Regions from separate parts of the Homo sapiens genome. Here region 1 is linked to region 2. A link is a loop called in an ENCODE intact Hi-C map of the cell type or tissue named here. Cell type or tissue: heart left ventricle. All regions are shown on one strand.

The links. Peaks named below come from ENCODE experiments on the same cell type or tissue, not always from the same donor. Only the 100,000 strongest peaks of a DNase experiment are listed, where the experiment ranks them.
Region 1: a loop joins it to region 2, with 2.2 times the contacts of the local background. A loop is called at or near these places in 5 of 110 quality-filtered maps.

What each region holds. Positions count from the first base shown.
Region 1 is chr6:77,344,002-77,346,501 of GRCh38, reverse strand. No RefSeq gene overlaps it. Among named protein-coding and RNA genes, the nearest start is that of HTR1B, 120 kb to the left of the region's middle. In heart left ventricle, no CTCF peak of the experiment used is centred here; no DNase peak of the experiment used is centred here.
Region 2 is chr6:77,456,449-77,458,948 of GRCh38, reverse strand. The region is part of intron 5 of LOC105377864; the gene reads right to left. Among named protein-coding and RNA genes, the nearest start is that of HTR1B, 5.8 kb to the left of the region's middle. In heart left ventricle, a CTCF peak has its summit at 1,008 (motif pointing right); a DNase peak (open chromatin) is centred at 1,013; H3K27ac peaks cover 1,021 bases.

The DNA of each region.
Region 1 (2,500 bases), 110 kb after region 2:
ATTAGTTACATACCATGATTTACATAATACATTCTATAAGTAAGATTAGTTAAGAAAAGTTAAGATTAACAAACTACTCATGGACCTTGCATTTACCAATAGAAGTTAAAATTCATCAATAAAAGCAAAAACACTCAAAACAATATTTAGTGTTTTACACTTATAGATACATTTTATTTGGCAGTGACTGCATGATAAAACATTTATACATAATCAATTTTAAAAGTCTGTTTAAAAAATGCACTGTAGATGTGCACAACTTTATGAAAATTCAACATTAAAAATTACAGTGTTCATAATAGGTACTTCAGGCCTGATTACAAAAGCATATTCTGAAAAGTTTTTAAAATGTGTTCTTTTTGTATAATTTCTTATTTAAATCTCATTAAATAAGGGAATGTTTATTAAAACTTCAAACTAATGTATTTAATGTTTCTACCAATTGAAGATGATATTTTCAGCAGAATTAAATGACAGATGTTTGAGTTGATGGGTATCTCAATTATGCTGATTTGGTCATTACACATTGTATGCATATATCAAAACATCACACGTATCCCATAAATATATACAATTATTATGTATCAATAAAAATAAAACATACATTTATGGTATTTCTACATCGATCTAATTGCAAAATTACATTCCATTTTCATAAGACCAGATATTTTGCATAAATTAGAGCATAACTCAAAACTCTTTTTAAAACTTTCAATTACTGTGAATACATAATACTTAGACATATTTATAGGGCACCTGTAATATTTTGACCCAAGTATATAATATGTAATGATAAAAATCAGGATAATTGCAATATTCATCACCTTAAGTATTTATCATTTCTTTTTATTAGCAAAATTCTAATTCCACTCTTAGTTATTTCAAAATATACAGTAAGTTATTGTTAGCTATCATCACCTCATGTGCTACTAAACACTAGATCTTATTCATTCCATCTAACTGTATTTTTGTACCCATTAATCATCCCCCTTTCCTCCCCTCCCCACTACTCTTCCCAGCCTCTGGTAACCATCATTCTACTTTCTATTTCTGTGAATTAAATTACATTTTAACTCCCACATGGGAGTGAGAACATGTGATATTTGTCTATCTGTGCATGGTTTATTTCACTTAACATAATATCCTCCAGGTTCATTCATGTTGCCATGAATGACAGGATTTCATTCTGTTTTATGGTTGGATAATATTCCATTGTGTATATGTACTACATTTTCTTTATCCATTCATCTAATGATGGACACTTATGTTGATTCCATTATCCTGGCTACTGTTAATAGTGCTGCAATATATTTGAGAGTGCAGACATCTCTTTGATAATACTGATTTTCTTTCTTTTGGATACATACCCAGTGGTCGATCCATGGTAGTTCTATTTTTAGTTTTTTTTTTTGAGAAAACTACATGCTGTTCTCCACAGTGGCTTTATTAATTTACATTCCCACCAACAGTGCATGAAGGTTCCTTTTTTTCCACATCTTCACCAGCATCCATTATTGCCTTTTTTTTTCCTGTAGGATTTTACTTTAGTTTTAATTGACATTTTGCCCAAAAGCACAGAACGGTAACTATTTCAATGGTTTAATGTTACAAGATTACAAAATTCTTAAACAGTTACAGTATTCTACATCAATTATTTCACATTAAATACCTGATTAAAAAAATCAGTGCTTGAATGAAGCACAAGATAAACACGTCAATTTAATAACAAATAAAATTGAATCTAGCATGTTAAAATAAATATCAATAACCACTTTATGAAAGTATCATTTCAATAGGGGGACACAGATCACCAAGGGTACAAACTAATAACAGCATTTTCAAAGCTGAGATGAAATTTGTGTAAACACACATTGGCTCATACAGTGAACATGTCCTTCTGTTCCTTGGGCCCTCCCGATGTAGGGCTGAAAGGAGATCCTGCTGGCCCTCTCTTAGATTCCAAATATGAGAAAATCTGCCTCAGGTTGCAGACCACAGGCTGGAAACACTTAAGTGCAGCAAAAGGAGATTAATGTGTCTGAGCAGGTTGGAGCCCTTTTTGTGATGGGCCGACTAGTAACATTTCCAATGCATACCTAGGGTCTTCCAAGCCAAGGGTGCACATAGTAACAGGTCGTCTACCTGATGTGACCCTGACTTCAAGGAGAGACCTGAGTGCAGGACCAGATACAGATGAGGATTGATTGATGGCCCAAGCTCCCCACAGCTGACACCACTTTTCAACCAGAGAATTCTAGGCCAACCCAGATGGAATACACACGCGTGCGCGCGCACACACACACACACACACACACACAACCATTTGTGATTCTTAGCCCGCTATGACCAAATAGCTCTTAAATACAGAATGTCTACACTGTAAGTCTCCCTTTTATTAGTATTTTCAAGCATTAATAATTAGTTCTTTCCAGTGTGATTCTTACAGATACTCACAAGCTAACCATGTTTTCTTTCTTGTAAGCACTCCATCTTTAACAAT
Region 2 (2,500 bases):
GGGTTAGATCCACTATCACAAGAGTTTTCCAGATTAGTTTTTAGAGGGGACCTTTAGTCTCTAGGCTAGGTAGTGAGATTCCAAGGACTGTATGGTGCTTAAAATACAGGAGGAACTGGGTTAGAAGAAGACTTAAGAGGAGTAGACTGACCTATCTTAAGACCAGTGAAGTAGGCAGAAAGGTAGCTTTTGTAGTCAGTCCTAGGTTTGAATTGCAAATAAAGTATGTTAGAAATATGTGGTTCTTTTTCTCAAATACTGTCTACTTACAAGTTGATGTGAAGGCCTAGAACCTATACATGTAAAGCACTTATTGAGATGCCTGACACTTTTTTGGCTCTCAGCAGACAGGACTTCCTCTTAGCCATTATTTCCCATTGTCTCCTTTGTGGATGCAGAGTGCCTGTAGCACAGAACAGGGGTACTTGGGAGAAGTTGGACTGGAGAAGATCAAACTAGCCTGAATGGGAAAAACTTGGCAAAAACTAGAAGCGACTGAGCTTTACAGCCTTTTACAACTAATCCCCTATGCAGGTGACATACACCCCAAAGAACAAAAGGGAACATGAAGGATGGTTTGCGGTGGCTCTATCGGCCAAGAAGAAATTGCCAAATGTTTAATTATTTCTTATAGCGTCCTTTTATTCACTTTTAAACCCTCTTCCTCTTCCTTGTCTAGAGATTTCTGGCTGTCTTTCTAGAATCCAAAGTCCCTGGCCACATCCACATTTTTAATTTGCAGCACCTCATTTTTCACTTCTCTACTTTTTTCTTACCTGTATCAAATCATGATAACCAATAATGATGTTTATGGTTCTTGTTTTAACTGTGAAGGGCTGATTAAGTAATTAAGGGTTTTCACATTATCTAAAAGGGAATTGTTGAACCAAAGGAATGTGTAATTGGTGGGGATAAAGGCTTTCAACTGGGGCATCTACTCGAGGTAGAGAAAGGGTGGGAGAAGGGAAGTCTGCACTGTTAATCGAAACCCACCCTGGAACAATCCACCAGGGGGCAGAGTGTCTCTGAGATGTTTAGCAGAAGCAGGCGCAGACCATTCAGGATCTCTAAATCCCTCTTCCAGGACATTTTGCAACTGATACTAACGCCTCTAGACTCAGTGAAAACAAAGTTCCATGAGTCAAGGGAGAGGAGGTTTATCGCTGATTAGAAATAGCAGATTTTTCAGAGCTGTAAATTCAGGCAGAGAGTCTCCAAATCAAACCTAAAGTTTTTCTTCATATATGCAAACTCAGTTTTTTAAATTCATCTCTAGTCCTGATATAATGCTAAAATCTTAGCATTTTAAAACATTGTGACCTTTTATTAATGTGGCACTGAGCGAATCAGAAGTTAGGAGACAATGTACCTATTTCAAAATAAAAGGAGCTAATTATTTACATAAACATGTTTAACCATTATGATTTTTCTCATCACTGTGTTTTTCTTTTCAAAAATTGTTTTGATTTAAGGTTGATATATCCATAGTTCAAAGGTAGAACACTTGCCATTTATGATTGAAAGAAATGTCTGTTTTTTTTTTTTTTTGTTTGTTTTTTTTGCACAGAAGTAAGGTTTATTTATATGTCAGTTTTTCCCAAAAGACAGACCCTGAAGTCTGTGTAATTTTGACATTTTAAAAACAGGCATATAGAAATGTGAGTACAATCTTATGTTTCACAAAAATAAATTTCAGCATCAGAAAATGGATCACATAAAACGAGAAAACGAGTGAGATTATATCATTGCCATTCTCCTATAACGTAACTGTTACTCTAGCATTTTCATTATCCCCAATGGGGAGTTTTCTATGTGCCATTTCATACATCTGTCAGTTAAATCAGAATTTTAAAGTCAACACTCATATCTTAGGATTATACTAGGATTTTCAGTGCTCCCTGAGGGAGAGCTAGTCCCTGGAATTGAGCCATCTGTCAAAGAGAGTAACTTAACACTATTCCGAGTATAATTTGTAAAAGAAAATGTCCACTTCTTTTTACTTATTTGTATATATCTCAAAAGATCAGAGAAATCCTTTTCAAAACTACTAAATGAAAATCCATATGACAAGAATGGTCTTATAATATTTCCTGTACCAAAAGTGAACAGATGGTGATGAGGGGATCCATTTATGGTAAATGCTTTAAAAATCTACACAAGCCTTGCTTAAATGATGTAAGAAGGCATGACTCACATCCTCTCTGACTCTGTGGGAACATTCCACCCATCGGCCTCTGGCTGGTCATCCTATGTAGGGAGAACCAGATTTCAGGATATCTCCTGCTTACAAGTATGGTGACCATATGTGGTGATGGGACAGTAGTGATAGAGCAGTCCACAAAGGTTAGGTTCCTTGGCCTGAGAGCTGTGCCCACAGTACTATTGTAAACACTCTTGCATGTCTCTTCTAAGCCCATTTGCTTAATTCAGTTTGTGACAGAGTCTGTTGACATGCAGATCCCCCTGTGGTTCATCAGTCCATTTGCTCATTTATAATCGC